4 separate regions of the Mus musculus genome follow, and all the other regions are linked to region 3. Evidence: chromatin loops called from intact Hi-C (ENCODE). Cell type or tissue: left cerebral cortex. All regions are shown on one strand. Links, peaks and the distances in the headings refer to the core of each region. The heading gives the core; the rest is flanking DNA. Region 1 has its middle 20 kb from the start of Gm33852. Region 2 holds the start of Gm33852 (a long non-coding RNA gene). Region 3 holds the start of Kcnv1 (potassium channel, subfamily V, member 1). Region 4 has its middle 52 kb from the start of Gm23343.

The links. Peaks named below come from ENCODE experiments on the same cell type or tissue, not always from the same donor. Only the 100,000 strongest peaks of a DNase experiment are listed, where the experiment ranks them.
Region 1: it touches region 3 in a loop (2.3-fold over the local background); 3 of 42 quality-filtered maps call a loop at or near these places.
Region 2: it touches region 3 in a loop (7-fold over the local background); 6 of 42 quality-filtered maps call a loop at or near these places.
Region 4: a loop joins it to region 3, with 5 times the contacts of the local background. A loop is called at or near these places in 4 of 42 quality-filtered maps.

The regions. Positions count from the first base shown.
Region 1 is chr15:44,852,868-44,860,610 of GRCm38, forward strand. No RefSeq gene overlaps it. Among named protein-coding and RNA genes, the nearest start is that of Gm33852, 20 kb to the left of the region's middle. In left cerebral cortex, for the core only: no CTCF peak of the experiment used is centred there; a DNase peak (open chromatin) is centred at 4,407; H3K27ac peaks cover 1,767 bases.
Region 2 is chr15:44,832,884-44,840,626 of GRCm38, forward strand. Gm33852 (a long non-coding RNA gene) reads right to left here and starts at 4,251. Exons shown (of 3, transcript XR_875330.2): 1 at 4,060-4,251; 2 at 3,135-3,206. In left cerebral cortex, for the core only: a CTCF peak has its summit at 3,502 (motif pointing right); a DNase peak (open chromatin) is centred at 3,662; H3K4me3 peaks cover 576 bases; H3K27ac peaks cover 792 bases.
Region 3 is chr15:45,110,803-45,118,545 of GRCm38, forward strand. It overlaps Kcnv1 (potassium channel, subfamily V, member 1), which reads right to left and starts at 4,132. Exons shown (of 3, transcript NM_026200.3): 1 at 3,369-4,132; 2 at 2,088-2,617. The coding sequence starts at 3,838. In left cerebral cortex, for the core only: a CTCF peak has its summit at 3,923; DNase peaks (open chromatin) are centred at 2,199, 2,305, 3,456, 4,003 and 2 more places; H3K4me3 peaks cover 3,605 bases; H3K27ac peaks cover 4,300 bases.
Region 4 is chr15:44,892,687-44,900,429 of GRCm38, forward strand. No RefSeq gene overlaps it. Among named protein-coding and RNA genes, the nearest start is that of Gm23343, 52 kb to the right of the region's middle. In left cerebral cortex, for the core only: a CTCF peak has its summit at 1,386; DNase peaks (open chromatin) are centred at 3,738, 4,842 and 5,089; H3K27ac peaks cover 2,726 bases.

The DNA of each region.
Region 1 (7,743 bases), core at 1,301-6,300, 260 kb before region 3:
CAAGCTAATAAAAGAAAGGCTCTAAAATCAGAAAAACTTAAAAATGACTGTCAGAAGTTGTTTTTCTCTCTCCTACATGTTCAGGAAGACCATATAATTGTGTATGCAGGTTAGGTAACTGTTTGGAGGAGTGAGGCGTTTTCTAATTATAATTGAAAATACTGTCAGTATTCCGGTTTCAGAATAAGAAAACAGCCACAAAACATTTAATGCTATCTGCTTTATAAATGATGTTCTTCTCCACCTTGTATGGAACTGTTATAGCCGGGATGACTAATAATCCCTCACTACAGACATATATCAAGCATATGGGTTTTCCATTTTATTTCATAATTCATGTTTGCCTTAAATTGTAGTAGAAGAAGAATTATCCAAGGAGCTTATAAAGATGGGAAGAACAATATTCTGCTAACGGAGATTCCAACTTAGTAGGTTTGTAGAGAAGTTATGAGCTCTTGTTGTTTAGAAAAATCTTTTCTGTGGTTTGTGGGGTACCGCTGAGATGTACTATCCTTTGAGATGTACTCTATCTGGGATTTTGAGCCTGTCCTTAAGGCAAATTCTACCCAGAGGTCTGCTGGTATCTATGTCACTGATACCTCTCAGAATATTCATTCACATCTCTACAACTATAACCTCATAAAATTTGTCATTGTTGAAATATAAAGGTTGTAGTGTTTTGTAGTTTTATATTATAATGCATTTTTTGTGAAGTTAGGAAAAGTTTTAGCAGTAAATTCTTGTCTTAAAATTTACATATGGGCAGAGGAATTCTTCACTAGAGCTTAAACATTGTAATAAAATATCATTCAGGCATATCGGTAGTATGTTATATGTGAGAGAAAAATCCAGAGTTTCTTTAGGAAGGGGGAGTTTTTGGAATAACCTTGATTTATATTTGGTCATTTGAGATTATCCAACATAATTTATATTAGGGAGTATCAGCAATGTGTCTTTATGACTGTAGACTTCTAGAAAAGTTGAGCTTTGTTTAAATAAAGGCCAATACGAAGTTGAAATTTACAACAGAGGTTTTTGTGAGAGACTTCTTTGTGCTGTGAACACATGCATTTGTATTAGAAATAAGCTGTCACTTGCTATTTGAAAAATTCTTCACCGTTAAGCTTCATAAGACTTTCTGGAAAAAAAAAAGCTTCCATGCTTTCTCCAATATGCTGGACTGGTATGTCCCAGGGGTACTTGCTGAATTAGAGTCTTCTGTATATCTGTACTGTCTGCTATGGTAGCTTCCAAACACATATAGGCCCGCAAGCATTTGGAATATAGCCAGGAAAACAGAAGAACTAGACTTTTAGTTTGTTAAAACTTAGTGGCTTCAATTTATTTAGGGATATGTGCCTAGTAGATCCTATATCTTTCAGTACAGACCTTGATGGTACAGTCACATTTCACCTGTATAGCAAGGCAATACAGATTTCTAAGTCCGTTGCAAAAATAAGTTTTTTTTTCTTTAAAAACAAAAACCAAAAAACTATGATCACTGGAATGGTGTTTTTTGTTTTTTGTTTTTTTTTTTTTTTCAGGCACTATGTAGTGGTGGAAAGAACATTAAGTGTGAATCAGGTTTTGTCACCAATTATCAAAGTTGTCTTTGGAGAAGACACTGCTTTCCCTAGTGAAATACGGGGTGTCTAAGGTTTCCATCTGTGACTTTTTCTGGGAAAATATAAGCTCATATCTATTCATCTCAGATAGGGCAGTTATGATAGAAAAAAAAACAAAAAAAACCCAAAAAAACCAAAAAAAACCTACTCACATCTAGCTTGGTGAGTCGGTGAGTTGACTCAGATTCCTTATGGAAGCCTAGGTGTCCCTTGGGTAGCTACATCACCTAACCTCATCTCCCCATGGATGACCAGAAGTTGCATCCCAGAATCTCATTGCACAATTTGCAGGCAGCTGCACTGAAGAGGGTCTCTTCCCGCCCCGCCCCCAGAGATTGTTTAATGTTCTTATAACCTGGTGTTGGAAGAAAGGCCTTGTGACTCTCACAATTTTCTGAGCTCCCCTAATTTTCTAAGTTTTGTGAGATTCCCAGGCCTTGTGAGCTCTTCTCCTCCCTGTAGTGTAAGGGATATACCACTGTAGTGTAAGTATGCATAACAGACCCCAAGTGTAGTGTGTGAGAATTTATAGTTACCTGAGCGAAGAACACAGAGAAGTCAGGAATATATTTTCTAACACTACATTTTGCATCTCAGGGTTTTCTTTACAAGGTCCTTTTTTTCCTTTAAAAATTTTCTGTTATTATATCTGTAAAATTATGTGGCATCTGTCAGTCTTTCCTGTGGCCCTTTGCCTACCCTCTTGTTGTATAATTGCATTGTTCTGCTCTTAACTCCATGTGAGCATATCTGTGTGTTCTACATTGTCTTCTCCTCCCCAGTTCACATGCTGACGTTCTGACCTGTGTTGTCTCAGAAAATGATTACATTTTAGGACAGAATCTTTTACAATATTGACAAAAATTTTTATAAGCTTAGTCCAGAATCACAGGTGTCATGTATAAAAAGAGGTTAGGACTTCTTGAAGGAAAAGTATGTGAAGATGCATGGAGGACATGGTCCAGGGGGTACCAGGAAGAGAGAAGAAACCAGCCCTTCTATTTTCAGATCTCCAGCCAATAGGAGTGAGGGAAATATGTTTCTGTTGAGGAAGTCATGAGTCTGATACTCTTTATTATTGCAGTCCTGGAAAGCAAATATTACCCAGAACACTAGTGTTTGTATTTTTTGTCAGAATTGCCCAGAATGGAGACCTTTGCTTGATTGTTTTTTATTCAAGGGAATATTTTGTACATCCCACAGGTAGGTCAAAAGCCACTGCAAACATGTAGATGGACTTTAGTAAAGACTTTTATCCTTATATCATGTTTATTTGGGTTTCTTATGTCTCACTTGCTTATTCCTTTACCTTGTTTATAGTCAATCACTACCCTGTGACTTTGCCACTGAGATTTTGTGTTTGTAGATTCTGTTTCCATTTTTCAGCTTATCATAATTTTAATTATTTATTTTATATTTGTGTGTGTGTGTGTGTGTGTGTGTGTGTGTGTGTGTGTGTGTGTGTGTACTACAGGGGAGATCAGAAGAAACCATTCAGAAGTCCTGATGATTTAGTTCAAGTCTTTTGGTTTGTAAGCAACTACCTTTACTCACTGCCCCTACTTCTTTTTTTTTTTTCTTTTCTTTTTTTTCTTTATTAGGTATTTTCCTCGTTTACATTTTCAATGCTATCCCAAAGGTCCCCCATACCCACCCCCCCAACCCCCTACCCACCCACTCCCCCTTTTTGGCCCTGGCGTTCCCCTGTACTGGGGCTGCCCCCTACTTCTAACACCAAGATCCAGTGGCATATGAGTTCACAAGGAATGATCTCTGTTATGAACTTCTATTGCATTTCACGTGGCACAGCATATAGCTAATATCCTTCAATGAAAAGCCTCAGTCCCTTTGTTTCTCATATCTAGCTGTGAAGCCACTCTAGAAAAACACCTGGAAATAAAACAAAGTAGACTCAGTTCTTTAGATCCTAAATTCCTTGATGTTTGGTTTTTCTCATCTTTTGTTTTTCAGATATTCAGTGATCATTGAGTATCTGCTGTATGAAGAAAACTGTAATTATCGGCTTTGGACTTTATTTGGATGTTCACACAGCCCTAGTCAGACAGTGCTTTGATATTTTTTCTCCTGGACTGCCTGGGTGGGTAACAACTCAAGCATAAAAAGCCTCTGTTTGTGTGATGTTGCATAATATTGAGATGAATGGAACAGTCTTGTGTGACTATCACTTTCAGGTTTATATTGATTTATATTGCAACATTCTGGTTACCTAAGTATACTTTTCATTAATAAATCTTTCCAAAAATGAGCTGTTTAATAGTTGATAAAATTCAAAAAAGCCATAAATCAGCTTGGCAAATCAGAAACTCATATCCATTAAGTGAGGCTGAGTTCAGTCTATTAAAACCGATCTTTATTTTAATTACAAATGGCCACCTTGGATTGGTTAACATGTAAGGACTCTGAGAAAATAGTTTAAAAGTTTAAATAGAAAAACTATTAAGGGATATATGCCATAGCAATTCTTTCATATCATAATTCATTCTTTTGACTTATATGTATTTCAGAGAATACTTCACAGTGGTGATAAAGACAGGTCGAAGTTCTGATGCTCTCTCAGTTCACAGCACTGGTAACTGGAAAGGCAGAGAAGAGAAGAAAGGGAAAACTGGAAACAATACAAAGGAAGAGCTAGATTTTAATCTCCCTGTTCATTTCACATGCCAGATTTTTTTTTTAAGGACATAAGGATATAGAAACCATCTGCCTGAAATTCTGTTGATTCAGTAAATAATTTCAGAAAGCCTGGGGGTGGAAGTGTCTCAGTGTGCAGGCTAACTCACCAGAAGAAGGAGTGTGAGGAGCAAGGGGACTTCGTGGAACTTACTGTGTGTTTCACACTCTCAGCATCTTGCTGTGCTATATAAACCAAAGAGCCTTATAAAGGCTCTACTTCAATGATCTTATTTAACAGATGAACACAATGAGACCCAGAGGAGCTAGGATCTGGGACAAAAGCAGATGTTTGTTAATTTACTCCAGTATCATTTTACCACATAAACAGTGACAGTAATTAACATTGAGATACTGCTGTGTGAAAACTGAGGAACCATAGTTTGCAAATATCTAGGCCTATTGCTTCTGAAATCATTGATGTTATTAGATATTTAAAGATGATAACACATGATGGGTTTAGTCACAAAAAGGTAAGCATTAACAAGAAAAAGTAAAGAATAAGGCGATGAATTATATATTCAACACAAAAATTCAACCATAGAGATGCAAAGATCACAGGCAGAATAGTGTGGAGCCAGTAAGTTCAAATCCTAACGAGTCTCTGACTGGTTAGGTGAATTTGACAAAACTTATAAGCTTCACCATTTCTAGCAGACTTGTCTTAAAGTTAGAAAAATAATTCTTTCATAGCCCCGTGTTTACCCACATGAAACATGCTTAAGAAAGTAGGAGGTAGGGTTGTGAAATGTGTTCTGGGATTCCAATTTCCTTGAATCCAGAAGCTTGGGTAATCAATTTTCTTCTTTACTGTGACGTCCACTAAGGGGTTCACTTCCAATGTTTAGTTTAGGGGAAAACTGAGGAGATGCCAGACCTGTGAGTAGCTTACAGAAAACAGTGACTTCCATCTTCCCAGAAGACTGTCTCTCTTGCTGGTTTTAGTGACAATATCAGTCAATAGGTTCACACAGTAAGGAATTTAGACCCTCAACCCAACAGTTGTGAAGACAAAGTGTGGATACCTCAATGAGTTTTGGAGTTAATTCCTTCCCAGTTGGGTCCTGCTTATACCAGATTCCTGTCTGGTCCACAAAGGTGTAAGATAATAAATGCATGCAACCTAAAACTACTGAATTTGAGGATAATGTTATGTAAGTGATCCAGACAGTGAAAATACAAAGTTGTGATTTGAGTGGTAAAGATAAGTGCTATTATAATAAGGATTTAAGTAGGAGCACTGAGAAGGCACATTCACACAAGGTGCCTTCAGATAGGTTGGTACTGGAGAAATAAATGGTTGCTATTATACAAACAATATTCATGGCAAGAATGAATAGAGATTTGAGACTAGAAGCATGATCCCAGAGACTTCAGCATGGAAGTGTGGAGAAGCAGAAAAAGGAGTCTTTCAGACTGCTATCAATGAGCAACCTCTGAACACAGAAAACTGGAAAGCATGGCTTCTGGAAAAAGCATTGGCCTTTGAACTTAATTTTATTACAGTAGTATGTATAGGTGGGGGTGGTGATGTATGCCACAGCATCTAATTGCAGGTAGAAGACAACTTTCAGGAGTCTGTTCTGCCTTCTATTTTGTGAGTCTCAGGCATTCAGTTCAGGCTGTGGGCCTTGGTGGTGAGTGGTTTTACCTTTTGAACCTCTCAGGTACCCATGTGTGGTTTTCAAGAGACTGTGTTAAGATAGTTGTTCCTGTCTTCTCTGTTTTCAGGAATGTGTATAAACTGTGTATATCAGTAACCAGGGGTTCTTGTTAACAATGGATTGCTGGGAAGGGGGTCTCTATATATGACTCAGTAGGTTTTGAGTTGAGGCTATGAACTCACATTTTGATCAAGTGTTGAGGTTGCCTATGCTGGTGCTAATGCTGCTTTGGGATCCACTGTTGTCCAAATTTATCTAAATGTGCTTCACAGACTATTTGTGGGCATTTTGTCCATTTCCTCATTTTTATGTATTCAAAAATTTATTGGTTTCTTAGTAATAGGCATTGGGACAAACATTAGAGATAAGAATTTCCAATATCTACTGGAGTACTTATTCATAAACATTTAATAGTGTCGTCCATAGTAAGTCCAACAGCAGAGGTACCAGGTAGAGAAAGTGTGTGCATAGAGAACATGCCAGAGGAAGTTTCATATGGGAGCTTTTAAATGCAGGGTGATGTTTTAACTTGTTTTCTTTCTTATATTTTGAATTTCAAGACAGGGTCTTATATAATCCAGGCTGGTTTTGCAATCCTTCTGCCTGTGGCTCTCAAAGGCTGGAATTGCAGGCATGTGGAACCAAAACCAGATTACATTAGGGTGATCAAAAAGTAAAAATGCCTTCTAGGGATGAGTATATGTAAGGACAGAAAAAGATGAGTAGGTGGATGTATGCATTTTATTCAAGCTATTGCCAAGCACCCAAGATAGAGAGCAGCAAGATTAGGGAAGGCAATGAGTGGGTAAGGCTGGATTTGGCTTGGATTTACCCCAGCGCTCAGCGTCGTTCATCACATCAAGTGGTGATTTACTGATAGGAACAATGGCCATTATTCCAAAGGCAACTTGGGTTGGAATTATTGAGCTTGTTCCAATCAGCAGTTAACAACTCATTCTATTAAAATGGCTTTCCTTGAAAGGATAAAGGAAAAAAGGCAAAGAAAATGTATTATATGACTGTATATTTTGAAATATACTGAGTATGCAAATCTATGGAGACAGAAAACAGCTTAGCAATTGCTAGGAGCTGAGGAGAGGGACTCAGGGTGTGTTTTTTAATGGGAAGGAGATCTCTTTGAAGATGACGTTTGTGGATTTATTTGAATTACTAACTGCTATCCAAACATACTTTGCATAAAGGTAATTTATTTTTAAGTGATTTTTGTCTCTAGTTACAAAATATTGATGTGATAGTTCTAAATTTAATATAATATCTAACAGTTTGGCATTTATCAAACATACAGGTCGGGGCTATTCTAATTTTCATGCATGTCTAGTAAGAAATAGCAGGGAACTTGATTCAGCAATCAAAACAAGTCATCATTAACCCAACTGAAACAACAAAGGGAATTTTTTTAGGTATTTCTCATAAGTTAATTCATCAATGGACACATCAAAGTCTAGACATGTAGATGATTTCAATGAAGACAACCTTTTTTTCTTTTTTTCTTGATGATGCTTGCTGACTGGCAGGCCTGTATTGTTATCTTCAGGATTAATGACTTCAACTGGCACCATGTCAAATGTACTGCCTTTTATCTAACTCTTGGCTAGGAAAAATCTGTCTAATACTGTAAATGAAGAAAGGATTAATGTCAGGTTATCTCAGTATGTTCACTGCTTTCAGGTGTGAGGCATTCATTTTTTTATTACTTTATTTAATTATACTTTTAAATCTGTGCATGTTGCATTATGCATATG
Region 2 (7,743 bases), core at 972-5,971, 280 kb before region 3:
TTTGTGCCATTCTGGGAGCAGTTATCTTTAGTCTCTTGCTGGGTAAAAATTGGTCTACAGGGAAATCAAATTGGTTTTACCTGTATATACATGCATGCAGTGTAAAGAAAAGGCCAGAAGAGGGTGCCAGATCACCTGGAACTGGAGTTACAGATGCTTGTAAGCCACCATGCGTGGTACTGAAAAATCTGGGTCCTCTATAAGAGCAATAAGTGCTCTTAACAGAGGCTGAGTCTAGCCTCCAGCTTTTAAACAGGCGATTTGTTCATGTTTGCATTCCCAGGCAAGATACTATTTGTAGACGACACATGCATTGCTAGGATCTGTTCCAGGTCAGACCCTCTCACAGTACTGGGTATGATCACCTTCTGGATGTGTTCCCATCATTCTTGCAGATCTACTTGTCACCATGCTCTGTGGCCAGGAGGCTGATCTAGAGGAGCTGTTTGCTTTCTTTGGGGGTTTGGCCTCAGGCAGCCTCAGTTAGGGAATTTTGTTTATGGAAGAGAGAGAGAAGTGGAAGCAATGATTTTCACACAAAGTGTCCAAAGGCTAGCACACCTCTACTGCAGGTCCCTGCTCTTGTTACCTGGGGCCTGTTCACTTAGGTCCCCTGGTCCCGTGTTTCTAGTTGTGTTTTCTTCCCAACCTTCAGGTTTGAGATTGAAAAGAGTACTTCCTGGTACTATCCCTCACTAGGCAGAGACTAAGTGATAGTCATTCTACCAATAATTCCTTATTAAACTTCCTTCAGATAATTATTCATGTGCTTCCTGTTGGGGATGGTGGTGGGTGGCTCTGATTAATTTTGGCAATAAACATGCTTTCAGAGAACATAATGTTATGCCTTAGTTTTCTTCTAGGAAAAGAACATGGATAATAAACAAACAGACATGCAAAAATAATTGTATAATCATCTTTATAAAAATATTTGATGGAACAAAAGTAGAATGTTGGGTGAGAAGTATGACATTAGATTTGGAAATGGCAGAAGACCATAACTACTGTTCAAGGGATGATGGTCATTGATGAGCCCAATAAAACAAAACTAGTAAAGACATTTAAAACGAAATTTGCCTGCAGTCGTACTGCAGTCAGGGATCCAGGACATGGAAAAGTCATCCAGTTACAGGGTGACTAGCATAACAACATATGCCAGGTCCTGTTGGACCAAAGGACAATCAGCTGAAGGTTCATAGGTTTTAAGTGCTTGTGGTTCATTGAAACTTAAGTGAGGAATTCCTGGCAATAAGTAGAAATTTTCTTCTCTCCATTGCTACAAGTTTAAAAACACAGAGCTTGAATAATGTTCTCATTTCAGGTTCACATTAAACTTGGACTAGTGTAACTCTCATACTGCTAACTGAAAAGAGATGAAACAAAGGGTAATAGTATGCAGGTAGAAAAGTTGCTGGCTGCAAGGTCCTTGGGAAAAACAAATAGTATAGAGGGAGCAGTAGTGGTTGAACACAGGTAGCTCAGAGAGTTGGAACAAGACGGAAGAAAGGCAGAAAAGGACAAATGACATGATGCCCAGCATAGAACTGGGAAGCAGTCCTTGGAGAAATCTGGTTGGTGGTGAAAATATGAACAGAGGACCTTGTTACACAAGCCTACTTTTCCCATCTTACCTATCTGGGGACTCCAGGAAGTCAATAACTGTTTCTTTTATACTAGAAAATACAGATATATCTATATGTGTGAGTTACATTAAAAAGGTTTCCTTGGGATTTTTGAAGATCCAGCTCAACGCTTGTCTGCTTACTTTTCTATTTTTCAAAACATATCCGAACTTTTCTGCTTTTGCTTGCCACTTCTCAACTTTGGGCTTGTCATCCATATGTCTAAACCTGGGTCTATTTTATTACTATTGCAAATTTCTCTTCCAGAAAGCCAGCCATGTGTGTAGCTTATTACTTCTTACACAGAGCTTTCCTTGTATTTTCTTTTCTCCTTTAACACAAAGAAGCATTATTTCTGATTTTAAAGTGCAGACCTCTCACTGCAGGTAGGTGTGCAATTCTTATCCACAGTTAGATTTGTTCCTGATCCTTTACCAACTTCTGCAGTGCACTGTGGTATTCACAGTAAGTAGGAAACAGCAACACAGCACCCTGCCAACAATGCACCCTGCAACACAGCACCCTTCAAGGCAGCACTCTGTAAAACTGCACCCTGCTGCATGGCACCCAGCAAAACTGCACACTGCAACACTGCTTGCTGTAACACTGCATGCTGTAACACCACATGCTGCAACCCTGTACCCTGCACATTGCATGCTGCAAGACAGCACTCTGTAAGACAGCATTTTGCAACACTGTAACCTACAATATTGCACCATATGACATGACCCTTTGCAAGAAAGCACCCTACAACACTACACCCTGTAACACACTACACCTTGCACACTGCATGCTTTCAGACAGGACTCTAAAAGGCAGCACTCAGTGACACAGCATCCTGCAACACATCACACTGCAGCACATCTCCTTGCACCTCTGTACCCTGAAACACAACAGACTACAGCACTTCACCCTGTAACATAGCATCTTGTAACATGGCACCCTATAACATGGCCCCTGTAACATACCTCCTTGCAAAACTGCACTCCTCACCTCCATGGAAAGGTTTCAAAATTACATAGGCATTGCAGTGCATGCCTGCAATCCCAAACACAGAGGACTATAGGCAGGAAAACTGCAAGTTCATAGCAAGACTGAGCTACATAGCAGGACTTTTTGGGTCTGCCTGGAGATCTTTGAGTCAACAAATTCTTCTACCTGTGTACTATTGTCCTTTACTGCCTAGTCAACCATGTCTCAAATGTAACCTTCTCTAAAAATATTTCCCATTTTATTTGTTCTCAATTTTAAAATAAGTTATTTAAAATGAAACTTAAAAAATTGGTACAAATGACTATATGTAATATGTGTGAGGTTATAATATAACTTTTAAAAAAGGGCAGTGCATGTATTTTTGATTTTTAGTTAAAATACTCAGAAACTATAGTTCTATTTTATTGCTTTGTTCAATTGTTTTGCTTTGAGGATACAATTAGCAGTTAAAATGCATATTCAATATTTAGAAAAAACAATTGGTTGACCCAGTAGAATTTTAAATAAGAGATACTTTACCCAGTGAATGATGCTGGCTGAGAGAAATCTATGACTTCTCCAAATTCGTCTTTGTTTTCAAGATATGGCTTCCTGTTGACAATGACAAACATGGATCAGTCACAGACAGAATGGCGCAGGACTTGTTGCAAAGATAAATACTGGATAATACCAGTTGGATTTAATCAGTTTTAAAAACGATACATAAATAGAATTAGAAGCGGTTTTAGTTAAGAATGGCATGAATGGAGGATCCAAGAAATATCAGAGAGGGAAGAGAGGGCTGAACATGATAAAATACATGTGTACGTGTCTGAAAATTTTTAAATAAAAATAATGAAAAAGGTGTTCGATTTAGACCACTCTGATTTAGGCATTACTCTATAGTAACCACTAGATGGCAGAAGTAAACAACAAAAATATACCGTCATCCAGCTGCAGGAAACAAAAACACCCAGAAAACCCCGGGTTTTATTCCTTCCCTCCTTGCCCCTCCCTTCTCCACTTATTATAGGCTCATTTCCTCAGCCTTCCCCTCCATACCCCCCACTGTCCCTGTGTTTACAGATGTAATTTTGAGAAGCCCTACTTGGTTCTGTGAAAATCGGTCACAAGAAGTCATAATGCAGATACTAAAATTGCACAAAGTATTTTCTTGAATTAAAGACGTTTTTCAAAACTCCTTGGTGCCGGAGGTGGGGATCAAGCTTCAGAAGACAGCAGAGCTCAGAAAGACTTAGGCTTCCAGTTCAGGTCTTTAACATGCAGGCTGGGCGGAGTGGTGGTGGGAAGGAGCAGACAGAAGAACATGCTAGAAACCTTAGGGCTTTGTCTACACTGATAAGATATATTTGGCCTCTGATATTATCAAAGCATTGGCTGCATAAGGATCAAAGTTCAGAACTGAAGTTTTTCTTTGAAATAAAGCAAAGCAGAGCAAACTCACCCACCCAAAGACACAGCAAACAAAGCAACCGCACAAGCAAAGCCCAGCAGGGTGTAAGTACAGATGCTGGAGATGGAGATGCTGGCTTTGCTGATCTACTGCACAGGGGAATCAAGGGCTTGACTGACAGCCATGCAATTCAGGACTGTGCTGGGGAGCTTGGCTCGGGCTCTCGATTCTCCCTGGAGTCATCATTCTCCTCAGCAAATCCTCCTCGTTTATTATTAGTTTATTTTATCTATTTTCAAAGACTTCTCCTTCTGAAGACTGGACTCTTGGATTATTAAGTGTAGAATTTGAATTTTGTTCCTGGATGCCCCAGGCACACAAAAGCATAAGTTCCAGGACAGCCAGGGCTATACAGAGAAACCTTGTCTCGACCCCACCCCCCCCCCAAAAAAAAAGAAAACAAAAACAAAAGACTTTATGGAGAGGCCTTATGAAAACTTACTAGATGAAAGCCAATTTAAAGAAATAGATATATATGCATATTATGCATATTATATATATATATACACTATATAATTCTCTCTCTATATATATATGTATATGTGTGTATATATATACACACATATGGTGTTTGAAATATATACACACACACACACACACACACATATATATATTTGTTCATATATATATATATATATATATATGAACAAATAAGAAATCTGGTTTCAGAAGACATGGTCCATTATATGAAAATCTCAGTGTTCGGTAAATGTTAACTCCCTATGAGTTAGAAATGCACAAGAGTCACCCAGATCATGTCAGGCTATGTATTACCATTGCTCTAGTTATTGTGCACCATAACTAGATGATAACACCTATTTCTGAAGACACCATATGCTTTTGTTATGGCACACAAAGAAACCAGTCTTGAACTGACAGGAAAACTCTCCTTACTGTTAACATTCAAAGGTTGGAGGCTGCTGTGCTGGCTGCTAAAGGATAAAAGACATAAATGGTCCCACCCAGGTATGCACCCTGTATGTTATAATACTAACCTGCCAGTCATTATGTATCCACTGCAATAGTGGCAAGACTGCATATAGGAGTAACCAACTACTTATTTGAATTAATTTGAGACCTGTTCCATAGACAGAAATTCATATACTTTAAAGATTGTCAAATCCATGGCTAGGGGATTTAAAGGCTCTAGGGGAGCAACTATTGGTGTTTTTTCTAAGTGGTCTTATAATCATATTGCCTTATAAATATATATGTTTATACCCATTGATTTATGATTGATCATCCTTGATCAGAGAAACCTCTTATGGCAGTGGGTGTGGTTAATGCAGAGATGTATCATCATTCAACGTGCTGAAAATAATTGGCTGAGAGTGCTCATCTGTAAAGATGGTTACTTTTCTTTTGGAGTGTGGCCCCAATAGAGGATCCCAAGCCCTTGCACATATGGGCAGCAACGACTGGACACAGCAAGAAAACATAAATAAATAATAAAAATTATAAAAAGGGGACTTGAAGCTGGGAGGGAAATATGTTGTGGAGTACTGGTGGGATTTGGAGTGAGAGTGAGAAGTGGATTTTATCATATTCATACATGTATATGCATGACAGTGTCAAGGATTAAACATACATGTATACATATGTAAACATTATTATTGTTTATTATGACATTTAAAAGTGAATGCCTAATGATTTTTTTAAAAATCAGTCTTTAGAAAGCTTCTGTAAGGTTAGTCACACTACTCAGGGACACACTGGGAGCTTTACTGTCCAGCTGCCATTTTTTTTAAATCTATAGGTAATTAAGGCATAGAGGAATGGTCACCTCTTTAGCTTTCTCCATCTTTTTCATAATCTTGGTTTCTTTCACAGAAATATAGGCAAATGAGAGAAGAAAAGACATGCTAAGATAACCTAAACCCTGCCAAAACCAAAGGGATTGGGGAAACCCCTTTCCTTGTTGTCACCTATCAATTCTTTTCTCTTGATATTGAAGTTTAACACCAGTCCATGAAAGAAGGCAAAAGGGAGGTGCTGCTTCCAGGTGAAGCAGCTTTTGTGACTATAACCTCACAGAATAAGGACTCTGTGAACTCTGACAAAGTTCAGTGACCTCAGTGCATACATAGCATGTATTTAAACAGATCTTTCAGCTGCCAGGCAGCACATACACAGTGAGTGCAATTGTGCAGCCGAGTTGAGCATCCATGGCTTCCGTTCCTGGAGAGTCCTTCCTTAGTCAGGTGGTAGACCACCCCGCCCCCTGAGCTATGGTTTTCTCATTCATAAAGCAAAACTGATACTATTTGCCAACTGTGTTTTGCTGAGTGTGAACTATCCTGTGAAGTGCCAGGCATACCCAGGCCCATAGTAGAGGCTTAACAAATGGAAATAATTAATTTGGGACAGTGATAGAGGAATAGATTGTGAACTGTGAACTTTAAAAGGCTTTGATTCTTATTCTCCATCCCAGACAGGCTTCAGGACATGTGTGGGCTACCTGCATCTCATCTGCACATGGTGATGATATTATGCTATCCACAGGCTCCTTGACCTGGGACTTACTAATCATACATCTAGTGGTAATTACTACTATTGTTCACCCCTTATGCTATTTATTGAAATCAAAAGACATTTGTATTTGGAATTATGAAAGACTATACAAAAGAACTATTGTTTTGGGCCAAATGTGTTTGGTATATCTTTAATCCTAGGCAGAAGCTGCTAGTTCTCTGTGACTTCAAGACTAGCCTGGTCAACAGAGACAATTTTAGGCTAACCATTACTAGAAAGTGAGACCCTGCTTAAAAACCAACCAACCAAAAAAACCAGTAAAAAGCAATTCTTGCTACAGGGAGTATATAGATTTATTGTCAAGGAAACAAAACAACAAAAAGGAAAGTAAAAATATAGCAGCTAAAAACACTGTTGCTTAAACTTAACAGAAAGTGAGCATCACTACCAAATGTAAGTGAGGTGGTGCATAGTCAATTTGGAGGATTTCAGAAATGAAAGAGTCTCAGGAGCTGCCATTCCTTAGGGTGGTTTTCATGGACAGACTAAGATTGCAGATGTGCAAATGGAGGTGGCCAGACAGTAATTTGCTATGGAAGGACATAATGAGAGAGGAGGCAGTGATGGGACAGGCTGTGATTTTTATGTGATGTGGATAAAGAAGAACTGTCCTCATGAGACGAAGGAATGGAGAGAGTGAACCACATTCAGATCCAGATAGAGTAGCACTCAGCAGTGTAACATGAAAGCTGCTGCAAAGGCCTGACTTAGGCTCTTGCTTGTCATGTTAAGGTAGCTAGGTGACTCATGGCAGAAGAGACAGCAATGGTAAGCTGAAAAGGTATCATTGTGGGACCAAGATTTATGAGTGACAGATTATGAGGACCTTGTGTGCCATCTCAATGATTTTTAACTAAACTTGAATACAATAAAAAGCATTTGATGTTTTTGAGCAGAGGAAAGGCAAGACCTGATTTTGACCTCTAAAAACTTTCTTGGCTGTGTCTTCATGAAGGCAGAGAGTTGAAGTATGTTGGATGTTTGAACACCATCAATTCCCTCCCCTGCCCTCCCCACCCCACACATATACACAAATGTTATTTTTTAAAAGAAGGTTTTGGTGCAGTGGGAGAGTTTTTGTGGAATACACAGGAACTACAGTACAGGTAAGTGTAATGACTAGTAGCTCATGTCAATAGGCAG
Region 3 (7,743 bases), core at 1,757-6,756:
TAACTTTGCACTACCTTGTTATAAAATTGTCTTAGGTGTATCTATATGGAATGACAGTTTAGAAATAAATTAACACTATATGATGACATGCATAAATAAAATTATATATATGTACACAATACTCTTAATATCTTAGATACGCCTCAAAAATAATATGTGACAGATGCCTTTGTTGTACCATTTAACAGAAGAGACGCTTCAGGTCTAATATATCTAGTACAAAGGTACAAAGTTAGGATTTATTCCAAGACTGTTAGGAGTCCTAACCATAATTATGTAATATCTCTCAACTAACGTTCCAAATATGTGAGGACTTATGATATCTGTGACTATATTTTATAAATCTTATCCTGATGTAAATATATTAAATATTCACATATTTGTCATACACTTTAAATAATTTGAAGCTCTGTTGATACTTTGTACTTGCTTTAGAACTGTGGAAACTTTTGAAGAGGTGCCACTGTGGAAATGGCTACTATTTCCCTTTTCCTTTCTTTTGGAATATTATAGCTCTCAGTGTTTTGTAAATTGAATCCTGTGAAGAGTTTATAAATACTCAAGGAAAGCATCCCATTATCTGTGTCAGGAAACAAAGAGTGTTCATGGTAAAAGTTCTTAGAAACCCCATTATCACATCCTTGGCATGTAAGACTTGCTAGGAAAATACATGACTAGAATTCTGTAGCATGAGTTTTAATTATAGAGATGTAAAAAAAAAATCAGGTTAATTTTTCCCTATGTTAATAAGGATGCATAGCTACTGCCATTTTTCCAGTGGTCATTCAGATAGATCTTTGTATATATTCACGGGAGTAGTACTCTGTAAACATATTTGTATGTGCACATATGTGTTTGTATTGTATTATTATGCATGTTACTCCAGTGTTTCTCAAAAGATATGGCTCCCAAATGATCTAGCTAAAAATATTTGCATATTTATTAAAGTGCATGGTCCAGAAACTAATCCACATACTAAAATTTGACATGAAGTCAAGAATTTGTATTTTAACAAATTTGTGGAAATATTCTTTTTTTCTTTAAGTGCTAACTCTGATAACCCTAGGGGGCTGCTTGACCCCTCCTCTCTCTCCTTAAGTTTTTACCTTTCTTACTCTCTAGTCTTCCTTCTCTCTCCGTTTTCCCCTCTCTCCACGTGGCTATGGCCAGCCTCTCTCTTCCTACCTTCTCTCCTTTCTCCCTGCCTTTCTACAATAAAGCTCTAAAACCATTTAAAAAAAAAAGAATATTCAATAGTCACAAAACCTACTCCTGGACACCATTACTTTCAGAAAATAAGAATTCTTTACCCTTGCTTTATTTGAATTCTTTTGGCATTGCCTATAGCTTTCATGAACAGGATAGTTTTGTGTGTGTGTGTGTGTGTGTGTGTGTGTGTGTGTGTGTGTGTGTGTATGTGTGTGTGTTTGTATGTTGTATATTAATTTTTCTAGAGAATGTTCATTTGATTTTTTAAATTTTTCAGAATTTAAGATAATTCTAAAATACTGAATAAGATATTAATTACTGATATATCTTTCTTCCAATGCAAAATAACTTTATTTATTCATAAAAAATTAGTGGTAGGCCATCAACAACTGGCCATATTTCTTCTGCCATGACTCTTCTCTCCAGTCAAGAATGTATTTATACATTTTATACACCACACATCTCAAATACTTCTTGGAAATGGAAGGTAAAAATAGCTTATTATATAATTTATGTGCCATTTATGTATGTTTTATATATGACCTTTGAGAAGAATAATACCATATAAATATATATCACTGAGTTCTAGTACTAAATTTAAAATATCATCAAATTGTTATGTCCAAATTGTCTTGTGAACAGAAAGAGTATGTGTGTATATATATGAGAGAGAGAGAGAGAGAGAGAGAGAGAGAGAGAGAGAGAGAGAGAGAGAGAGAGAGAGAGGAGATATCTTTGCTTATGATAGCATCTTGAAGTTTTTTCTTCCTAGTACTTTATAGATGGAGGGTGAGTAAGAATGTAAGGTGGTTCTGTGCCAATATATCTAAAGATTATTTTAAAAGCGAAATTAAAAGGCACGAGTGAAATATGAATACCTGTAGAATGCCTTCCCAGTTTCAGCATGCGCAGAGCTCTGAGGAGCCTCAAGACCTGGACCAGACGTCCCACATTTTCCAGCTCTTGTGTGGTGTGGCTGCCGCTCAGGCTTTCCACCAGAAGAGTTATATAGAAGGGCAAGATGGCAAGGAGGTCTATGATGTTTGGAACCTTCCTCAGGAAGTGGCACCTGTCTTTCACACATAGGAAGCGCAGAACGAACTCCCCGGTGAACCAGCTGATGCACACATACTCCAAGATCTCCAGCAGCTGTAGGTTGAGCCAGCTAAGCTCAGCTGACATCAGGGCCATGTTGACGATGGACACTGCCACAAAAATGATGGAGATTACTCCAAAGATCCGGGCTGCTGTGGAAGATCCAGGTTTCTCCAGAATATCCCAGAGCTTTTGTCGGACAGTGGGACAAGGTCCTTTTGAGAAGTCCTGTTCACTCTCATGTTGACTTTCCTGGTCATCTGTGTCCTTCTTAAAGTCAAGAGTTTCACTCAGCTCCTTTCTTCTGAAGTATCTTTCAAAGAAGACAACTTTGTGATTAATTAAAAAAAAAAAAAACACAGACGTACAAGAGAATTAAATTTGACAGAGAGGTCACACTTTCATATGTGCAAAATATAGGAATATATATTCATATTTGTCCATGGTGGTCCCTGACAGATTTCCTACTTATGACTTTTAAAAAGACACTTTTTTCTTACTAGAAATTTATGCAAATAGGTTTTATACATTAGCAGGCAACTTTAGATCAGTTAATTTTTTGTGACATATTTTCTGGTGACAAGAACATGTATTTCCCACCTGTAACATTTGTGTGTATAAAAGAAAAATATATGAAGGAGCAATAGGAATGGCAGGACAGCAGTAAGTAATTATCACCAGCCAATCAACTCTCCTTCAGGACCTTATGAGGTCTTTCAAGCAAGGCTTTCATAGCCTTTTTATTTCTATGTAACTTTGGGGGCATAGATTTTTCTGACTCATCTATTAAAATATCAGATGTTAACTGCAAGTCTGACCGGTTTGAACTTTCACAACAAATCAGAGTATTAGTCTCTGGGAGAAATGGGGCAAGAGGCTTTTGTTGTTGTTTTAAAGTTCAATGCACAAGTTGACTTTCGGATTCATTTACCTTCAGCCAAGACGCAGACACACCTATTCGCAGAGCTGGAGTAGACAAGCTTACACAAAGCCTCAAGTCTTTGCTTGTGCTTTCTTACCACCCTCTCCTCCCTTCCCGCCCAACCGCCGCGCCCTGCTGGTACCTGTCCCTGCAGCAGGAGTCAATGCTGAGTTCATCTATGCCCCAGTACTGGATCTCCTGAAGAAAGGAGAGCGCACAGAGCTGCTCCATGACATGCAGGCGACCAGTGCGATAGTAGTGCAGGACATAACGGAACGCCTGAGAGCTGCGATCAAAGAAGTACTCGTTGTCCACCGGATTCGCATCATCGCAAAGCTCCAGGGGGCTGGGGGCGGCAGCCAGGGCACCCAGGCGGCGGTAGGAGGCCACCACTACGGCCAGTTTGCCCAGGCGCGTGTGCGGGAAGCAGGACAGAGCTTGCTGCGAGAGCACGAAGCGGCTACCGCCCACGTTGACTGTAAAGCAGTCCCCCAGAGCCAAGGGTTCCCCTTCGCCCTCGCTACAGAAGACACTGGAGTCCAGTGAGGTCAGAGAACCGCTGTCCAGCGACGACGAGTCCAGTAGCGGCCGGTTGCGGGGTGACAGATCCATCCTGACCGCCTTGGCCTGAAGGCACTGGGAAGTTGGGAAGGCGCTGGATGGAAGCGTGGGTCCCCGCGCAGGCGGTGCCACGGCCCCTGCTGGCGGCAGGGATCTCCCAGGTTCCCGAGGGAGAAGCCTCCCACTTGCACACCCCTACTCTTTCCACCAGCTTGATGGCTGGTGTCGCTAGGGAGCTGCGAGTGCGCGGTAGAGCGATGAGGCTGGGAGCACAGGAGTGGTCGCGCGGAGGGAACCCTGCAAGCAGTTGTGTGGCGTCCAGGCAGGGAACAACCCAGGATACACAGTCTGTTCCGGTGGCCCCTCCTAGATATAGGTAGAGCCTTTTCTCAACTTTGTAATTCAGAACTCCCAACCCCCACTCCCCAGCCTACATGGTGTGTAAATTTAAGATCTGAAGGCTTCCGGTGGCAGAGTTGGGCAAGGGAGGGAATGGGAAGATCTGGAGAGTAGAAGCAGAGAGGACCCTGTCAGGTGCAAGAAATGGGCGGCTAAAAGTTCAGAAACAGGTGGCAATAGCAGAATGAGTCCTAACTTGAGGATTTATAGCCTTCCCTCATCTATTGTAAGGTATTCACTCTGTGATGTTCTCTAAGGCTGTGAACACATGGGGAAGTATGTCTGGGGTACCCTGCTCAAGATTTCTTCCCACGTCTCCCTGGTTCCCATCTGTCATTCATGAATTGTCATCTCTCTTAGGTTTTCAGTTCCTAGCTGAGAAATAGTCCTTTTAGTTGAAGTTACAGTGGCTCACTAAGGACTAGGGGAGTTCTGCACACCGGGTGCCCACAGGGACACTGCACATTTCCTCAGAAGAGACATTCTGGGCACATTCTCCAACACAAAGGGGAGTGCATGCTTTAGGAAAAAGAGAAAGGCAGAAAGACAAGGAATAGAACAAGCGTGGGCTGAGGCAAGAGTTTAAATAACAGCGACCCCACGGTTAAAGCAGAAGCTAAATTCAGGAGATCAGGTGATTAGCAAAGTGCCTAGTGGCTTCTTAGAGCTATGTCTTCAGCCAACCTGTTGGACACAGGGCTGGTGCAGTGACTCACCTGCAACTTCAGGCACACCTGGGTGTTGCTCAGCCAGTGCAGCTCAAACGGATATTGTAGTATTCTTTAATCTGTCTGGTCTACAAGTGAGAATTCTGACTTCACCAGTCCAGAATGGAAACTGCTAACAGCATAGATCTTAGCCAGAAACTGCTCACAGCACAGATCTTAGACAGCGTTTGCTGCCTTGCTCTGCCTCTATGCATCTTGGCTTCAGGCCTGGCCTCAGGATTCTGTGGGAGTTATGCTTCCACCCTTGCCCAGCACTCCGCTGGAACTGAAAGAAGCTCTAGGTGGCCAGCCTCTTTAGAGAATAGAAGTAGGGAGGCTAGAGCCAGAGAGGAAAGGAGTGCTTAGTGACACTGAATATTACATCCATCAGAAGAGGCTTCAAGAATTACTGCATTTGATTTCCATTCCCCACCATCTGTGTCCACAAAAATACTCCAACGTTTCCAAAGTGGTAAAGTGCTGAGTGAAGCAAGGTTAGAACAGTTATATTCTACTTCTCCATGTTTATGGAGAAGGATTCATCACTGCATCTAGCAACCATTTACAATCAGTATTTCCCAGTGTTTGCCAGACTCTACTTTGTGGTTTCTTAGTAAGTGGTTTATACACACACACACACACACACACACACACACACACACACACACACACATACACAATTGTAGTGAGGAGAGCTTTTCCAGTTGATGGGACAAACATTTGGCTGCTTAGGTCTCACTTTGTCACCCAACTTTGGGGGCTTTTCATTGTTATAGACTTCAGTGCCTCTTCAAGATAGTCAGTTTTAATAAAGATGGCAAATCAATTACTGGCTGCTAAGTTCATACCGAGAAGTTTGGCAGGCTCTCTATTACTCCAATAGCTTGTTTTGTCATAACAACACCATGAGGCATTCATGTGCTCATTTAATGCAATAGACAGAGAAGTTGAGTGATTTAAACTCATCTATTACGTATTCAACTATAGTACTAAATTTCAGAGGCTACCTCCACAAGTTAATTGTGGAGATGGCATGTTTTGCTGATTTTCAAATGAATCAACCTAGGATGACTTTTGCCTTTTGTTTCTTATGAATGGTCAGAGTTAATGATGTGCTTGCTAGGCGTTATGAAGAAAACAGATGAAAATTCCTTCTTGTGGGGCTTTCCGTTATCCAGTAAGAACTGAGGAGAAATTTCAATAAATCCTTTTAACTCTGAAGTTTCTAGGTTATGCTTCTATTAGTAGCTTTCCATTCTCTTGACTTTTACTTCTCCTAAGGAACTCTTCCCAGCAGAATATATGAGTTATTCCAGTAACCTGTTCATCATAAGGTTATAAGGTTAGATATCATGTTGTTTTAAAAGCTAACAGAGTGCCCTTTTTTATTAAGGATAAAACTTCATCTCAATTACAGATGATTTAGTCATTGAAAAGAGGCAAAAGTTCATAGTTCTATTAAGTCTTATGATCAATAATAAATTTCTAGACTAGCCTTACAGATTATAGAAAAGAAATGGGTAAATTTTTACAACATTACTTTAGGTGAGGAAAATGAGTGGGGCTTGTGGGTCACATTGCCAGATTCCTGACTTTCAGTTGTGATGGTGTCCTAAGGAAGTAATTATAATATTTACCATTAGGGATACAAGGATATGGTTCAGTCACTAGGAACACTTGCTGTGCAAGCAAGAAGACCCGGGTTCACATTTCGAAAACCCAAAACCCATACGTCGTGCATTGCCTGTAATTCCATTGCTGTAAAGGGGAAAGAGAAATTACTGGGGCTTGTGGGACATCAGTGTAAGTCGGGGTTCAGTGTGATCCTGTCTCAAGGGAAGGAATAAGGCAGAGCAAGAAAGAGCAGGACAGGCTAAGTCCTCATCTAGTCTTTGTGCCTATTCAGGCACACATACCATCCACAGTGCACATCCATCACACATATGCCACACATACTGAAATACAAATGAAGACTTTTTAAGCATGAAGCCCATTGCTAAGTGTGTGAATTCTCACAATGCACATAAAGACAGGCATTGTCATCATGACAGATTTCAAGGTATCTAGCTCAGTTGATGACAACTGTGAAAATAAGTGTTAGAAGTCATCATGTTGGAAATTCTATTATAAAACCATTTATTTGGTTTATGAAAATATTATTCACATTAATTTCATACTTGGCTTATATGTGATCCATCTGGATGGCATACCATAATGCTTCTGTGAAATTACTATTAATGCTTTAAAATATTAATGTTTCAAAATAACAACACAGAGATATGATCTTAACTCACTGAAGTTTTATTTAAGAAATATACATTCACTTATTTTATAGCCAAAATATTTTAACTTCACAGATTTTATAATTGGATAAGATGATTTGATGGGAAAATTGAAAAAAAAAAAGAAAATATCTTGAATAAAAGCTTTTAAAAAGTCAACTTGGGACAATTCTACTTTTTTTTTATTTTAAACCCTATCACTCTAGGCTTATATGTTTACATGAAATTGTCTTAAATTTTGTTATTCATTGAAAAAAGAGAAAGCACTTTATGCAATTCATGCATCACAATGCCCTGTATTTGATTTTGCAGTGGTTGACAACCAGAATAGTCAATTGTGTGGACCTTTTAAAATACCTTTTGTAATCTCCTTTTCTTCGCAGCATTGGGATATGTTCAAAGGAAAAAAAATCTGATGACTTCTATGTATTCATCTTTCATGTGCCTTCTAGGTGCTTGGAATAAATCCTCCCAACTGTATGACAGCCCACTCTAATGCAGAATTTAGCTTAATGTGGGTTTGTTCTGGATTCCTTCCAAGGGGAGGCAATTATCTTTGGAAGTAACC
Region 4 (7,743 bases), core at 1,101-6,100, 220 kb before region 3:
TTTGTCATCTGCTGAACCCAGTAATCACAGTCACAGAGATTTTTGTAGGAAGCACAGCCATCAGTTCCCTTAACATACACCTTGAGAAGCTGCTGGTTCCTTTAAGAGCAGCTTTTGCAGACAATCATCTCCTGGCAGCTTTTCTCCAGCTGTGCTAGACTCTTAACTATAGGTGCAGGGCTCCAAAAGCCAATTGAGACTGTTTTTTTACTTATTTATTTCTTTTCTCTTATTTTTTGAAATGAGTTAAAACTAAATCAAGGGCTGAGCAACCAGCAGATAAAGTTTTAACTGTTTTTTTTTTTTTTTCCTTTTGAACATGAATCAGAACAACAAACAATCAGTCAAACCATAAAACAAAACCACAGATGTAAAACAGTCAGTTTTGATGGACCTGCACAGATTGGCATCCCAAGAACAGACAACAGACAGAGAGGGAAGAGAATTAGACATCCCAAAGGGACCTAGACATCCTATTTAAGAGACCCAGAACCAAGCATTCCTCCAGTAGTAGCCAGAGAGGAGGCAGGATGTCTTCCAACCTCCTCCTCCTGTCCTAGGAACGCTTGAAACAGCTTACATTCATTTTCCTTCTCCTTCACCAAAGCATCCCCGGATAGTTGGGAAGTACTGCTTTTCTCAAATCCACTCTCCCATGTCTTGAGTGTAAACTATCAGGGTCCAAAGACTAAAAGCACCTATGAGAATTACCTTTGCTTCTCTAGATTTTACCATAGCTCTAAACACATGCACAAAACACATTTTACCATTACCTTGTCCTTCTACAAGGTTTATTCAGTGTTGGCCCAAATATTCTTTACTTTCCTTTGCACGTGTTTCCAATTCCTGTGGAGTCCTTCACTGTACCCTGCTTACTGGTGCCCTGATGTTGAGGTGCTATCTGACCAACCCCGCTCAGTCAGTCAACAGGTTCTCCAGCCCAGGAGTGAGGATTAAAAAGAAAAAAGACATGCAACATTGTAGCATGACCCCAGCCAGTTCTGAGGCTGAGGCCTTTTTTTTTTTTTTTTTTTTTTTAACTGTAGCCCAACTATCTTTTTAAAAAATTTTTTTATTAGATATTTTCTTCATTTACATTTCAAATGCTATCCTGAAAGTCTCCTATATTCTCCTCCCACCCTACTCCCCTACCCACCCACTCTCACTTCTTGGCCCTGGCATTCCCCTGTACTGGGGCATATAAAGTTTGCAAGACTAAGGGGCCTGTCTTCCCAGTGATGGCCGATTAGGCCATCTTCTGGTACATATGCAGGTAGAGACACGAGTTCCAGGGGTACTGGTTAGTTCATATTGTTGTTCCACTTATAGGGTTGCAAACCCCTTCAGCTCCTTGGGTACTTTCTCTAGCTCCTCCACTGGGGGGCCCTGTGTTCCATCCTATAGATGACTGTGAGCATCCATTTTTGTATTTGCCAGGCACTGGCATAGCCTCACAAGAGACAGTTATATCAGGGTCCTTTTAGCATAATCTTGTTGGCATATGCAATAGTGTCTGCGTTTGGTGGCTGATTATGGGATGGATCCCTGGGTAGGGAAGTCTCTGGATGGTCCATCCTTTCATCTTAGCTTCAAACTTTGTCTCTGTAACTCCTTCCAGGGGTATTTTGTCCCTTATTCTAAGGAGGAATGAAGTACCCACGCGTTGGTCTTCTTTCTTTTTGATTTTCTTGTGTTTTGCAAATTGTATCTTGGGTATTCTAAGTTTCTGGGTAGCCCAACTATCTTAATATTCAAAAGTAAGCATTATACAAAAATATCTTGATGTTTGGAGTATATAAGAAAATAATTATAACTTACAGATGGTTTTAAAAATATCAGTTCCAGATATTATGTGGAAATGGGTTCGTGAAAAAAAATCCCAGTTCTCCAAGTATATGCTGATATACTCAAATACACCAAATGCATTTGATATAAACAAAGTACAAAGTACTGTAGAATGGAGAGGAGATAGTGACAATTCCTGTAGTGCAACCTGGAAGGAATATTTTTGTCCAAAGTTCCTCTGAGTGATCCCTTCAGTCCATTTTCTTTCTAATCTATGTCCTCCTCTGCACAAGTTGACAAATTGCTACATCTGTCCAACTGATCTCTTTGCCTGCCCTCCATCTGGTCGACCTCCATCTTGTTTTCTTCATCATTGTTTCTCTTTTGCTCCTCATTGGTGCCCTTCTCAGTTAACAGGCAAAAATGGCTCAGTGTGAACACACACTACATTCATATTTATTACGTAAACAGTTCAGGGATGGATGGCTGTAGTGTATTTTCTAGCTCTAACCATCATTTATTCTCCTTCTAATATACACTCTCTTTTCTAGCCGTACTCAATAGCTCCACTGATCTATACTCTTATCTACATTTTTTTTCTTTTTATATTCAAGCATTTTCACTGAACATTGGATCCCCTGGAACTGGAGAGACACAGGCTGAAATGTGGGTTTTGGGAAACTAAACCTGGGTTTTCTACAAGAGTAGTCAGTGCTCTTAACACTGAACCATCTCACCAGCCAGTTTACTGAGTAATTATAATTAAGTTAGTTCATCTCCTTTAGATATTATCATCTCCTTTAGATATTATTTCCTCCTTCTATCCTCAGATATTATTTGTTTCAAAGAATAAAGGAATTCGAATATAATAATATCCAAGCTTTATAAAGGAATGCAATCACTGTTTATTCTGGACCTGCTTCCTACATGTGTGCCTTATGGACCCTTTGTCCAAGGAAGATATAACTCATTCTATTATGAAATCATATCTATATGATTTTGTGATTTGTCTTCTTTTCTTCCTGATCTATGAGTAAAAACAAATACTTCTTTGTTCACAGTCTAAAGAAAAATATATATTCCTTTCTTGTTTAATTTGTTGATATTTAAGATATATGAAGAGAAAATATGATAGTCCCAAACAGCTGATAGAGAAATGTGGTTGCATTGAAATAGCTTGACAAATTCCATAGATTCCATTTTTTTAGATCACACTGTATCTACTTTCAGGAAACAAAGTAAGTGAATACTAGTACTCTTCCCAGTTTCTTTTTTCATTCAGGCAGGGACCACAGCCCAGGAAATAGTATTGCCTGCATTTAGAGTAGCTCTTTCCTTCTCCTTTAATTCAATCTATAAACTCCTTCACTATTTCCTCCAGAGGTTCAGCTCCTAAATAGTTCTAGAGATGTAAAGGTAACAATCAAGATTAATTATCACAATGATGGTTGATCTTTTCTACTCAGCTTGTGCTTCCATTATTCTCAAAAGTACAAAATAACTAGAACTAGTTATTGATTTCAAACTCACAGAAATTGTACATGTTTGAAGGTAATAAGAGTATTGATTGCCCTGATTCAATCATGTTATAAATTGTGTGTGTATATACATATATATAAACACACAGACATAGATATATAGCATGCTATTCTCTGTCTCATAAAATGTGTATTATGTTTTATGTCATACAAACAAACAGAAATATATAAAGGGATCAGAAATATAAAGAGATTTTTTTCCAAATTAAAGTGGAATACCACAGGCAATCCATTTTATTTTTTAACAAAATGAGGCTACATGAGAAGAAATGTACTTATTTGTAAGCAGCTATCTTTGATTCATCTTCATGGTACCCTATTTAAACACTCCCACTCTCTGCTCTCTGAAAACTCAGTGTCAGGAAGGAAAGCTGGCATTGTAGTGGGAACAGATGTGCAGTCACTTCCTTCCCTCTAGCTTGGCTAGGCTGTCGATAAAATTAGCAGTCTATACTAACACTGAGGGTTTGGAGCACTGCCTCAAAAAAAGCAACATTTAGAATGAGTTTGTGGCTCAAAAATCTTATCTCAAGTGGAACCACCTTCTTGCCTCTGGTTGAGTAGAAGTATTGGGAGAAGACAAACTGTGTGGTTGCATTATAGTAGAATTTCTTTTTATGATATGAGAATGCAGGCTTTATTTGCTCATCAATGGTAAATACTGTGTACATATTACTTATTCTGTGTATCTATCCCTCTTTTCATTCTCTTCTCTGCTTTAGAATCTCCAAACTTTGTTGATGCTTTACCGCATACTCATATGTGTTAATTCTAAGTCTTCTAGGCAAGGTGAAAGTAACAGCAAGTATTCAGATGGATTTCTCTGAAGTTCAAACCACTTGATGGTGGAATATTTTGTTACCCAAGCAGATACGGTGGCATTTAGTTCATATATTTCGGTGTGGTCTCTGAAGTTACTTGGATTATCTCTTCTGGTTTATTATGCTTTGGAAGGAGGAGGAAACCAGTCTGTGCACAAAATTCAATAATAAATCATTTGAATTATATTCCCTAGGAATTACAGCAAGACATTTAAAAATAAAAAAAATAAAAACAGGGTGTTAGCAACCTGAGTAAGTTTGTTTTAAGTAGTGCCAAGTTAAAGGCATGATTTAACTATTTTTTATTCATCAAATACAATCTTGTCATGTTAACATTAGAAGCTAGTTGAAATTCTCAATAATCAATGAAAGGATTGCTCACTTGAACAATGGGGCCACATGTCATAATTTTTAAGGGAAATTACTCTCTGGTCTTCTCCTGTAGCAGAAATCCCGGCTCTGAGATGAGATCAGATTTTTAAGTTGCCACTAAATGAACATCATTTAGCATTTTCCTTCTTCTAAAAGAGCTCATCAAGTAATTGCTCTCTCATAGCAGCCAAGCAGGATGAGAAGCAGGATGTGGCATAATGAAGCTAATGAAAATTTAAAGTCACCTCCACCCTCTGTTGCTTGGAAAAAGCCCATCAGAGCAATGACTCTTTCCACAGACAATGACATACCTCCTAAGCTCACTGAAAGCAACACTTGCACGGAGCAAAGTGAATCTTCCTGCTTCCCTATATACAGCCCATTCAAATTATTATAGTTCCTGGAAGGCTTTGTGATTTTTCCTGTGCTAAATAGTACTGAAATTTGACAATTTCAAAGGTGAAAAGAGACTGAGATCCCTGTATTTAACTATAACTGATCTTGTAAATGTTTTATATAATGTCTACATAGACTATGAGACTTTCACTTAAAGTATCTACTTTTAGATCCTCAACTGGTTCCACATATTTCTGAATTTGTTCCAGGAAACTTGCCTTAAAAAATTGGGACATCTTCTAAATTACACAATACAGGAGTTTTGTCGAGGAAGGAAGGATCTTTTAAATTTAGTTTTACCTAACAACAGATACTGAGACAGTGCCTTTATTACACATGTTTTTATCTAGGAAGTGATCCCACCAATTTCTACAGAAACTATGAAAGTTGAGAAAGGAGAAATGCCAAAAGGAGAGTAAATAATGGGTTACTGGTGATGTGTAGATAATTAAGGTATAATTCTTTGGGAAGCCATCTAAGAAACCATGAAGAATTTGTCTCAGTACCACCCTACTGATGGAAGAGGAAGAGGAAAAGGAAACAGGGTTATCTATGACCCTGAGAGTTTAGGACATCCTGGAGGTGGGAGTTCTTGTGGTACTGGAGGAGCCCTTAGACAGAACAGAAAGAATCAGCATTTGAATGGGGAAAGCTGTCTATCCCAGAATCTGGAGGTGATGACAGAATGAACTGAGAGGTTATGGGACTGAGTATAACATCTCTACAGTAAATCACACCATCAAATTCTCATATGCCTTTCTAAAATGAATATCCTATTCCTCATTTCATATGTATAATAAATGTGTAATTATATATGCATAATTCACTCCTGGGTAAAGATTGGGAAGATAGCTATGTGACAGAATTGAGAAACAGCTCAGACTTGGCTTCTGGAAAGGAATAATAACAGTATTATAGTACCAATATCCTTGAAGAGCTTTGATTTTTGTTGTTGGTTTTAAGAAGTGCTCTTATTGTTGCCTTGCTTACGTATCTTGTATCAACAATCACCATGGTATATAAGCCACTATCACAACTCTTGTGGATCAAGTCTTCTTGGCTGTCACCGTGGTCTTTCTCTTTATTTTTATGACAGTTAAATACTGTCGTGGCATCCTGTTTTGCAAATGGACACTGGGGAGTCTGTTTCCAGGAAATACCTTTTACTGTCCTGTTGTTCTATGGAAAACCATGAAACTTCTTATTGATATTCCCAACACCAGTGTGTTCCTTACTATTTTAGAGAAAAGGAATACCACTTCAGCTTTCCAAAAACATAGCTGATTGGCAGATATCTGGCTTCATGGTTATTTCGTCCCCTTTTAATATATAAATATATATATTTTAATTAAAATTTTGAATTAGTATATAGTTATATCACTTCCTCCTTTCTCTATCCTCTCTCTAGATCCTGCCAAGTCCTCTCATTCCTGCTAAATTGATGGCTTCTTTTGACCATTATTGTTATGTTTTATATATGTATAAATATATAAATAACAACTTCTTGAGTCAATGCAATTTGGCTCATGTGTATATGATTTCCTGGAGGCCACTTTATATTGGATTGCCAATTAGGGATCTCATGCCTAGGAGAGCCTAATTCTCTTTCTGAGTTGCTTATAGTATTTTGTCTAGGGTGGGACTTTGTGAGATTTTTTTCCCTTCTGTGTTAGCATGACCACTGATTTTTTAATGTTTCAGGTCTTGTTTCAGTAGTCATATTGATAGGGTACCAGGGCTGTAGCCTTAATTTCTGGTCCCCTGGTTCCTACAATCTTTCATTCTCCTCATGTTCTATGATGAGATTTGGGGAACATCACAGACGTTTCTTAATTCCTAGTCCTTTGTTCATCATTTTGTAAAGGCGATTATGTACCTCAGTTTTGACTACAGTGGACCATTAGTGTGTTCAGTCCAGAAGAATACCATAAGGTTTAGAGGAAACTGCCAAGTTAAGAATTTGTATTCTTTATCCTGTCCTATACTGTATGTAAGTACACTTGCCAACTTTTTTGTTGTTGTTATGTGTTAGTTAGACACTAGGTTTTTGTTTGGAAAATAAAGTATTTTATTATGTAATGAGCTATGCTGTGCTGATATGACCCTACCAATCTAAACTATGTATTCTAAACTGAAATTCAAGTAATCATTTGGAGAACAAATAGTTCATATTATAAAGGTGTGTACCTTTCCAGTGGGCCTCAAAACATAAAAATATATCTGTGATAATATCTGTATGTATAATATGTTTATAGACAAAATCTAATAAATAAGATATATAATAATATATATGAGAAAGGTGATTGATATGCCAAGTGTCTAAGGTTTTTTAGATTGCTGATAATCAAGCTGGTTCTTTGGTCAACTTGACACAAATCAGAGTCATATAGCAAGCAGAAATCTCAATCAAGGAATTTTCTCCATCAGATTGATCTGTGGGCACATCTGTGGAGTATTTTATAGACTAATGATTGAAGTGGGAGGAGTCATTCACTATAGTCAGTGCTAACCCCGGACAGATGGTTCTATCTTATAAAAGAAAACAAGCTGATCCAGCCATAGTGAGCAAGACAGGAAATAGCCTTCCTCCACGGTATCACTTTAGTTCCCATGTTTAGATGCCTTCCTTTGAGGATGAATTGTAACCTATATACTGAAATAAACTTTCTCCTTTCTCAAGCTGATTTAGTTATTATATTCATCACAGAAGTTTGTTTGAACAAACAAACAACCCAAAGTCAACAATTAACTCAAATATAAACAAACACTTCTGTTGAACTTGAATAGGCCTTTTTTTATTGGTTATTTTATTTATTTACATTTCAAATGCT